Regions from separate parts of the Mus musculus genome. Here region 2 is linked to region 1. Evidence: chromatin loops called from intact Hi-C (ENCODE). Cell type or tissue: heart. All regions are shown on one strand. Links, peaks and the distances in the headings refer to the core of each region. The heading gives the core; the rest is flanking DNA.

Region 1 (5,383 bases), core at 186-5,185:
ACATGGTTTCTCTGTGTAGACTTGTCTGTCCTGGAACTCACTCTGTAGCCCAGGCTGGCCTCGAACTCAGAAATCCTCCTGCCTCTGCCTCCCTAGTGCTGGGATGGGATTAAAGGCGTGCGCCACCACACCCAGCTTTACCTCAGGATTCTTAATTCTTTTGCTTACTTTACAGCCAAAACATGACTCAGTTGCAAATACTTACCTGATAATGACATACATTTTATCACTAGAATATATTTTATGCAGACAGGTACCATAAAATGCTGACATAAATCCATGAGCCTATGACTTTAATGAGGTACCCATTTCTTAGGGGACACTCACTGAAGCTCATCGGAATCTTTTCTTGGAATATGTTAACATTTCTAAACTAAAGCTCTTAGTTGTAATATTAAAAAGAATTTGAAAAGTATGGGTCTCTTTTTCCCTTGTCTTGAAGTCTGATGAATACAGACATCACTAGAACTTCGGTTCAAAAAATGTATTTACTACAACTTTCATGGAAGTAAAGGCATCTTTTCTTCTTTTAAACATGGCAGCATGAGACATGCACAAGAAGCTTGACAAACTGTGAATGAAATATTAGTTGTTATTAAATGGCTTCACAACTGTTTAAGTTTTGAAAGCAAGTGTTGATTTACCCTGTAATTATAGGATGGATTCATTAAGAAACATTATTGAGGGCTAGAGAAATGGGTCAGAGGTTAGGAGCACTGACTTCCCTTCCAGTGGTCCTGAGTTCAATTCCCAGAAACTACATGGTGGATTACAACCATCTGTAATGGGATCCAATGCCCTCTTCTGGTGTGTCTGAAGACAACTACAGTGTACTAAATGTGCATTAATAAATAAATAAATAAATAAATCTTAAATTTTTTTCTTTATAAAAAATTATCAAACCTATTCTCAAAGCTATTTTGTGTCTTATAATGGACTTAGTGCAGTTCTTTTTGTTCAGAAACACTGTACCCCTGAACTTTTTTTTTTTTTTAAACTGCACTAAAACTTTGCCATTGGTAAGCCACTGAGCTGATGTGCAGCAGGGCAGGGTAGAATATGATAGGGGTGAAAGGAATTTCCCCACTGCCCTCTGAAGGTTTGCTGGAATACAATGTCTAGGATAAATTAAATGGGAGAAAAGTGTGTGAATGCGTTATTGTCCTTAAGTACAGCCCAACGTGATTCAGAAAGTTTTTGGCCCCACTCTTTCTAGGAGAATTGAAGTACAGGAAATGTCAGAAAACAACATGCTGGGTTTTTCTCTTCTTCTTGTTGAGCTTTTTTATTTTGTTTTTATTATCAACCTTATACAAGTGGAGCTCATCTTCAAAGAGGACTTCTTTCCCACCCAAACCACCCCATGCAAAAGCAAGAGGTTTATTTTCCAGAGCATTGAGACGAGTTAATAAGAAGGCGACCCCAAATGGCCATTACAGTTTTTATACTTTTTAGGAGCACAGGTTACACCAGCAAGATTATACCTCAACCTTATTGGCTAAGCATATTGACCTTTAAACCTATTGGCTAGCAAGCATGACAGGTATTTGAACTCTACCTGGGACTTTCCCGAGGGTCAGGTAACTATCAGTCAGTTTTTTTCCACCTTCCCAAGGAGGAAGATGTGCTGGCTAACAATAGTGCTCCATAGTGTTTGTCATCTATTTCTTGCTTTTGTCCCCCAGCGTTGTCTCATACTTACCAGGTGAAAAATAGCTGCTGCAGTTTACCTAAACATCTTATTATCTTATTTCCTAAAATCTCTCTTTAATTGTTAATACCCTGGGCATCCTTCCACTTGAGGACCAGATTGAAAACTCTACTGCAAGTTGAGTAATGGGCTATGTAAAGGCTATTCCAGGAGGAAGAAGGAAGTGCCTCCGGAGTACTGAGGGGAGTTCAAGCAAGGGCTGAAGTGGCAAGGTAGTGAGTGCAGGATCTATTGCCACAAAGGGAGGAGCAGGTGGCTGAGCAGCGGAAACTGGAGTGGTGGTTCCTCCCGCGGGGCTGGGTGGGAAGACAGACAGGTAGGATATTGGAGGACAGGCACAAGTGCTACTGAAATGTACATCTCTGCACATCTGGAAAACCTTTTGCCCTGGACTGGAAGCCTGAACCGGGAACTTCTAAGTTGTGTACGTCAGCACGCTCTTACCCTAAGGGAGGTGCTCAAGTCACACAAGACTCACTGGCCAATCAGAGGCTTCAGATGGACCTGCCAGTCAGAAAAGGAGGAGGATTCATCCGGGTGTCGAGCAGCAAGTTCCGCTCTGAGACTGAGCAGTCTTGAAGGTTTCTGTGTGATGTACTCTGAACTCTGCTACTGGGTACTGTGAGGGACGCTCTGAAGTCGCGACATGGTGAGCACAGGGTCACTGCCCACAATGGGGAAGAGCAGGCTGCTGAGCCTCGGGAGCTGTTGTGGTGGGTCTTCCCTGGGGCTAGGTGGGAAGTGTCAGCCAGATGCGGCTACCTGTCAGGTCCCTTGTGGTCATAGTCATTCCCTGGATCCGGCGGTAGCCACTGAATAACTTCACTATGGGAGCTGTGACTGGGCAAAACTTTTAGAGTTGGGACTTGTGTGTAGAAACATCCTTGGCAGGATGCCAAACTCGGAGAGCCCTAGTTTCCCTTTTGTCTTCTACATTTAATATTTAGATGTAAGATCCATTTGGACTTAAGTTTGTGGAGGTTGTAAAAGGCATCTCATGCATTGGGTAGCAATCCAATATTAAGCTGAGATGTAGAAGAGTAGAATTGATGATGTAAAGGATCTACCAATGCTTAGGAGATAGTAGAATTTACTTCAGGGAGAACTGCTATAAACACTCCACAGATAAGTAGTGTGCTAACCAGACCTGTTAGAGATTAGGATACTAGGATACACATGTTTATTCACGAAGATTATCCAGAAATTTGGCTCTAGACCATAGCAAAGAAGACACCTCTTATTTACAACTAGCCACTAAGCCCATCCTCATATAAAAGAGCAGGCCTTTAGCAAACTGCTCAAGGAGGCATTACATGGTCACAACCAACATTAAAGCCTGGTGTGCCATAAAGACCCAGTTTTCTTCTTGAGAAAACCATAGTTCTGCCACACAGGCAAGACTACACCAGGTGACAACCATTTGAAAACAAAAAACATTGTTGTGTCAAGGGCTAGCTTAATCAAGCAAGGCTTTCCATGAGGCCCTCAGATATGGAGAAGGAAACCCAGGAACATGCTTTTCAGAGCCAGTAGCAGACTGAGGCCTGGACCTGGAGAGTTTTTCCTAAGGACCTGATGAATTGAGAATAAAATAGAGCTCCTCTAAAGCAAGGGATATGCTTGTGAGAACTGTTAGTGGTCTGGGGCTCTGGGAGGGGTTGCTTCACATCCTGAACCAACTCTTCCTACCACATGGGACTGTGGCTATCAGTCCTAAATCCACTGTCAGTAATGTTCTTGAGATACCCTGTGTCCTGCTTTGGACCGCTGTTTATTAGACACCTTCTGAGTTTGTCCCATTGTATGATAGTTGCTGCTGATTTCATAGAAGTCTACCATTTTTTTCCATTTCCCTTGTTAGTAGTATACAAGATGCTATTCTTAAGAAGCTTACTTAGCATAAGACATAGTTTGTGTGAGACCTCCCATACCTAGCTTTTATACTTTCTACCTTCTACTTTTCCTATCCTTTTCATCCTCAGGGATCTTCCACTTAGAACCTTGTTACTCAAGAATAATCTGCTGGTCGGTCAGTGGTGGTGCACACCTTTAATCCCAGCACTTGGGAGGCAGAGGCAGGCGAATTTCTGAGTGTGAGGCCAGCCTGGTCTACAGAGTGAGTTCCAGGACAGCCAGGGCTACACAGAGAAATCCTGGTATACTTAAATATTTATGTTAGTATCTTTGCTGTGTAAATCTCCCATTTAAGTGGCTAGACTTGCAGACTCCAGTCCATATTTAAATTGTTCAAAACATAACCTGAGGCCTGAACCTAAAAGACACTTAAGGGTGACAGCAAATGTGGAATGTAAAATCTCTTCTCTGCTGCCTCCTCTTTGAACATTAGCCAGCACTGCATGCATCCTGTCATTAAAGACATTTTTCTTAACTAAACTTTTTTGTGTACAGTGATTTCTCCATGGGAAGACATGTTTATTCTAGGACAGCTTCATTTTCAGCCTTTTAGAAAAATATTTCTGAGATAAGCTATGTTGACTCAGGTCACATTGCTCCCCAGGGCAATGACCTTGCTTTCCTCTTGATTAAACTTCCCAAGTTCTTTACTTAAAAGGCTGTACCACAACAGAGTTTTTAAATTTCCCATTAGAGTCATGTATTGAACTGTCCATTGCAGTAACAGGAAAAGGATTTGTTTGTGGAGCATGGCAGAACAGACCAGAATAGGAAGAACAGTTTATTGTACACACTGCAGGGTGAGACAGGATAGACAAGAGCTAGATCACATACTAAAGTTTAAGGTAGTCAGCTGCAGAGGTCACCATTATGAAGAAGGAACTGACTCAGGCAGGGTAAGTAATTTTGTAATTTTCCAGCATCTATTAATTCAAGCATGTGAATGAAAACAGACTAGATTGATGGGTATACAACTTATGAAGATTAGCTTGAGCCAATGAATATTAAATTTCCAATTAAAAGATTGTACTATGCAGATATGTGAAATCCTCCTTGACACAGTTAAGTCAGTTCAGAAATCTGAGACAGATATCAGAAACTAACATTACACACAGGGAAAAGGTCAAAGAGTATCTCATTATTATCTTATTATCTTCCCTTCTACCAGGGAAGGGCCTGTTCTTTTTCAAAGTCATTATACCTATATGCATTTTCAATTATATTTGTCTTTTGAAAAAGTCAATTATTGGTATTTTTAAATTTCATTTTCTTTATGTACCACTGCTCTAATCTCTTACATGTTTTTATTTCCAATGTTTCCCAGTCATTAAGAATTTCATTCCCTTTTATGAAATTCTTGGGCAAATGGATGTATCTGGAGGATATCATCCTTAGTGAGGTAACCCAATCACAAAAGAAGTCCCTTGATATGCACTCACTGATAAGTGGATATTAGCCCAGAAACTTAGAATACCCAAGATACAATCTACAAAACAAAAGAAAATCAAGAAGAAGGAAGACCAAAGTGTGGATACTTCATTCCTCCTTAGAACAGGGAACAAAATACCATGGAAGGAGTTATAGAGACAAAGTTTGGAGCTAAGATGAAAGGATGGACCATCCAGAGACTGCCCCACCTGGGGATCCATTCCATAATCAGCCACCAAACCCAGACACTATTGCATATGCCAGCAAGATTTTGCTGAAAGGACCCTGATATAGCTGTTTTGTGTGAGGCTATGCCAGTGCCTGGCAAAC
Region 2 (5,383 bases), core at 197-5,196, 270 kb after region 1:
TTAAAACTTACTTTTAAGAAAACAGAAAGAAAATGGAAGCCAGTGGTGGAGCCACATGCCTTTAATGTGAGCATTCAGGAGGCAGAGGCAGATCTCTGTGATTTAGAGGCCAGCCTGGCCTACAGATCAGAAAACCTTGTCTCGAAGAACCAAAAAGGAAGAAAAAAAAAGTTGCAGGCCAATCAGGGCATCACAGTGTGAGACTCTGTCTGGGAACAATAAATAAACAAGACCTCTCCCCATGCCCACCCCCCTAAAAAAGAGTAGAAAAAGTGGTAGTCTAGGAAAAAGAAAATATTTGTATAATATACTTAACAAAGGCTATTTCTCTAAGATACCTAAGTTACTAGATAAAATGAAAACACAAAACACCACTGTACCCCACCCCAGGTTTGAAACATGTCCTGCATCTGCTCTTGGTTTCTCTCTGCCATGCCTCAGTGCCTCTCACCAAGATAACTAACTATAGACATTGCCTCCACCATTCTTATCTTTTTGATGGCCTAATCTTCCTGGAAACATCTGTTTTCCTGCATTAGAGCCTCTCAGACTCTGTTCTCTCTACCGTGAAGAGCTAATCTGGCTGCTTGTTGCTGAGGGTCCTTTTAAGACTTGCTGAGTTTGTTTTGAGTTTGTTCCTTTTCCCTGTGTATTGGCCCCTCTTGGTCAGTGTCCTGTGATACTCACACCCTAGTCTGAGCTAGCTCCATGTCTGGCTGCCTTCTGCTCTCTACTGCCTTCTTCCTCTTCCTTTTGTAGTTCCAAGGGCATTTCATTTCTTCTAGTTTTTGTTCTTTAAAAAAACCTTTTCTTTAGGGTTGGAGTGAGAGCTAAGTCAGTCAGTCAGCTAGCATAAGGATCAAAGTTCAGCTGACCTTCAGAACTCACAGAAAGCCTGGCATAGTAGTATACAATGGGTCCAGCACTTGAGAAAGAGGCGACCACTGAGTCCTTGGAGCTCAGTGCCAGCTACCCTACCCTACTTGGTGAGCTGAGTTTATAAAAGACTCTTAAAAGAGAGAAAGGGTTTTTAAAAAATGGTAGATGTCTTCTGAGGATCTGTGTGTCCTCCATCCTTCATATTCATGCTCACAAGTGTGTGCGCGCACGCGCGTATACACACACACACACACTCCTCCCTACCACTGAGTTGAGTTTGTGTATATACTTTGGAATTGTGCTGAAGGGCAAAATTACTTTACCTAAGATGTACAACTGAAGTGAACCATCTTATTGAGTTAAATTAATAAACAACTTATGTCACCAGTTATGGCAAATAGTAAGTTTACTTGATATGTTCCAACAAAAGGAGTTTAAATAAAATCATGCAGTACTCGATGTGGTGGATGACAAGCTACATTCAGGTGTGTGGTCTTTTTTTTAGGTTCCTCTTTCCACACCCCTGCTGTCACCCAGCACGCGCCCTATTTTAAAGGTACTGCTGTTGTCAATGGAGAGTTCAAAGAGCTGAGTCTCGACGACTTTAAGGGAAAATACTTGGTGCTTTTCTTCTACCCTTTGGATTTGTAAGTTTGATTTTATAATATTTTCATGTCCCTCTGAGAGCTGGTATTGATCTCTAACCCACGCTGAAATTCCTCTTTTAGTGGAGAGAAAGATTCTTTTTAATTTTTGTTCACTGTCCTTGGCCATCTGTACCTCATATAACCATAGTGGGAGGAAACATCCTTCCTTTTTTTTTTTTTCCCCCATTCGTTTGTTTGTTTGTTTGTTTGTTTGTTTTTGAGACAAGGTTTCTCTGTCTAGCCCTGGCTGTCCTGGAACTCACTCTGTAGACCAGGCTGGCCTCGAACTCAGAAATCCGCTTGCCTCTGCCTCCCAAGTGCTGGGATTAAAGGCATGTGCCAGCACTGCCCAGCCCTTTTAATGGAGGAGTTTTAGTATGGTTCTGTCAGTTTTTCTGGTTGTACTGGGGATCAAACCCTGGGCCCTGTGAATACTAGGCAAGCACTCTTACTGGATTATACTATCAGCCTTTAATACAGTTCTGTCTCACATACTTTTGATAAATGGTTCCCTAAGCCAGTCTAAACTTTACAACAGTCTGGGTAGAAGTAATATAGGAAATTATTATTATTATTATTATTATTATTATTATTATTATTATTATTATTATTATTATTTTGTGGCTGGAGAGAGACGATGGCTCAGAAATTAAAAGCACTGGCTGCTCTTCCAGAGGTCCTGAGTTCAATTTCCATAGTGGCTTACAACCATCTGTATCAGGATCTGATGCCCTCTTCTGGTGTATTTGAAGACAGCAACAGTGTAACTCATACATTAAAAAAATAAAATGAATTTTTCATAAAGTTACTTTATTTAAAAGTACAGGTTTTCTTTTAACTCTTTAAACATGCCTCACAATCCCATTCATTCATTCATTTGTTTACCTGAGGCAAGATTTTCTCTACAGATGTTTTGGAACTCACTGTAGACTAGGCTGGCCTTGAACTGAGAGAGATCAGCTTGTCTCTGCCTCCTCAGTGCTTGGATTAAAAGTAGACGCCACCATGCCCAAAACGAAGCTTGCTTTTTCCCTTTTTTTTTTTTGGGGGGGGGGGGTCATGGTCTCCATATGTAGACCGGGCTGGTCTGAACTCACAGAGATCCTCCTGCCTCTACCATCAGAGTTCTGGGATTAAAGGTTTATGCTATCACACCTAGCATACCCAGCCGATTTCATGTCTTTCACCCCTAAGCAAATCAATTTAGTTTTAGACTTCTAACTGTTGTAAGTTTTTGCTTTTTTATGATCTAATGAAACTTTCTCTTTTTTCCCCCCAAGCACATTTGTGTGTCCTACAGAAATTGTTGCTTTCAGTGACAAAGCCAATGAATTTCATGATGTAAACTGTGAAGTAGTTGCAGTTTCAGTGGATTCCCACTTCAGTCATCTTGCCTGGATCAACACACCAAGAAAGGTAGGTTGGGTGACAGTCACCTTTCCTTGGTCTTATTTTATTCTTTGGTGTCACTTCTACTTCACAAATAATACTGACCACACAATAAAAACATTGTATATATTTATGGGATACAATGTGATGTTTTGATACATGTGTGCATTGTCTATGGATCAAATCAAGCTATTCAGTACTCTTTCTTGAATCATTTTTTTGTGATGATGACATTCAAAATCCTTTTTAGCTTTGTGGGAGTGTCTCTTGCTCATTCCCCAGCAACTTCTGCCCCCCTGCACTAACAAGAGAGATTTAATACAAAGTCTAAAGGTTGTCAAAACATAAGACAGTCTGAAGGGAACATTTGTCTACCTGCCTTCCCTCCTTTCTTCCTTTCAAAAACAGAATCTCAAGTATTCCAGGCTCAAGGTTAGGGTGTATTAGCTCAGATGACTTCTGATCCTCCAGCCTCCACCTTCTAGAACCTGGCTTATGCCTTGCTGGGGATCAAATGCTGTACCTGTACCAGGTGAGCCATATCCTCCTGAAGTAGGTTCTTTGTAGATCCTCTCCTGTCAGCAGTTTGTAAGCTATGGTAGTAACAACTCCCTGGATGTTGTTTGTATCTTTACTGCTCATTCCATGCATATCTTCCAAGTAATGGAGACAGGCTTAGTGGGACAAGTGATGTGGCTGTCATCTTCTTTTACCTCCTCTTGGGCCTACACTTTGAACCCTTAATAGTTGGCTGTACTATTTTTGATGTCTACAAATCTGCTAGGGAAGAAAAAATTCAAAATTTCAGTAGGTATGTTTCAGGACTAACAATGGTGACTTGAATAATTTACTTTCTTCATTTTTATATTTGAGAATTTAGTTTTCATTTCAACAGTTGCTTTAACAATTGGAAAAGACGGCAGAGTATGCTCACAGCTTTTACCTAGCATGCAAGAAGCCTTGGGTTCAGTCTCCAGTACCGTATACACTGGATGGGTTAGCATAGCCTATGATCCCAGCATTCCAGAAGTTGCAGCAGGAAGATAGAAGTTCAAGATCATCATTGGCTATATAAAAAGTTAGAGGCTAGTCTGGCTACATGAGACAGACCCTGCCTCAAAAGATAAGGTCAACCAGTCTCTTTCTAGCAATGGCCTGAAGAAAAGTACTTAGCCTTTTTTGTTTGGGTTGGGTTGGGTTGGGTTGGGTTGTTTGTTTGTTTGTTTGTTTGTTTGTTTGTTGGAGACAGGGTTTCTCTGTATAGCCCTGGCTGTCCTGGAACTCACTCTGTAGACCAGGCTGGCCTTGAACTCAGAAATCTGCCTGCCTCTGCCTCCCAAGTGCTGGGATTAAAGGCATGTGCCACTACTGCCAGGCTAGCCTTTTGAGCTTTAGTTTCCTCATTTTTAAAATGATGAAGATGGGCCATTGAAGGTAGTCAACAGGAAAAGTACTTCTGGGTAAACATGACAACCTGAGTTCTGTCACTGGAGCCCACATAGAATGGAAGGAAAGAACTCCACAGAGTTGTCCTCTCACCTCCATACATGTGCAGTGCCTCGCTTGAGTGTGCATAAACACACACACACACACACACACAAACATGCATACAATAACTAATACAAGATAATAGATACTGGAAAGATGACTCATCAGTTAAGAACACTGCTATTTTTTTTTTAAGATTTTATTTATTGGGGGCTGGTGAGATGGCTCAGTGGGTAAGAGCACCGGACTGCTCTTCCGAAGGTCAGGAGTTCAAATCCCAGCAACCACATGGTGGCTCCCAACCATCCGTAACGAGATCTGACTCCCTCTTCTGGAGTGTCTGAGGACAGCTACAGTGTACTTACATATAATAAATAAATAAATAAATAAATAAATAAATAAATAAATAAATAAATAAATAAATTAAAAAAAAAGATTTTATTTATTATTATATGTAAGTACATTGTAGCTGTCTTCAGACACACCAGAAGAAGGCATCATATCTCACTACGGATGGTTGTGAGCCACCATGTGGTTGATGGGATTTGAACTCAGGACCTTTGGAAGAGGAGTCAGAGCTCTTACCCACTGAGCCATCTCACCAGCCCAACACTGCTATTTTTTAAGAGGACCCAGGCTTAATTACCAACATCTACATAGCAGCTTGCAACTGCCTTTAACTCCAGTTTCAGGGGACCACATACCGTCTCCTGGTCTTCTCAAACACTGCATGCTTGTGGTGCACTTACATGCAGGTAAAACACTCAAACACGTAAAATAAAGTAAGAGGGAATTAAGTTAAACATAATTTCCTTGTGTGAATTTATTACTTGCCACCATCATTGTTGGTTTTAAACATTGGTACATGGTTCACACCCTGTTGGACCACCCGAGAAAAACAGTCCTGTTTGCCTTTTTATTAGAATGGTGGTTTGGGCCACATGAACATCACACTGTTGTCGGATATAACTAAGCAGATA

What was found. Hi-C counts contacts between places; a loop is a spot of excess contacts. Peaks named below come from ENCODE experiments on the same cell type or tissue, not always from the same donor. Only the 100,000 strongest peaks of a DNase experiment are listed, where the experiment ranks them.
Region 2: a loop joins it to region 1, with 2.5 times the contacts of the local background. A loop is called at or near these places in 2 of 42 quality-filtered maps.

The regions. Positions count from the first base shown.
Region 1 is chr19:61,137,682-61,143,064 of GRCm38, reverse strand. Zfp950 (zinc finger protein 950) reads left to right here and starts at 2,225. Exons shown (of 3, transcript NM_001001737.2): 1 at 2,225-2,360. The coding sequence starts at 2,358. In heart, for the core only: no CTCF peak of the experiment used is centred there; a DNase peak (open chromatin) is centred at 2,204; H3K4me3 peaks cover 1,749 bases; H3K27ac peaks cover 1,144 bases.
Region 2 is chr19:60,867,563-60,872,945 of GRCm38, reverse strand. Prdx3 (peroxiredoxin 3) reads left to right here. Exons shown (of 7, transcript NM_007452.2): 3 at 1,385-1,526; 4 at 2,807-2,942; 5 at 5,327-5,383. Among named protein-coding and RNA genes, the nearest start is that of Prdx3, 4.3 kb to the left of the region's middle. In heart, for the core only: a CTCF peak has its summit at 2,272 (motif pointing left); no DNase peak of the experiment used is centred there; H3K4me3 peaks cover 35 bases; H3K27ac peaks cover 58 bases.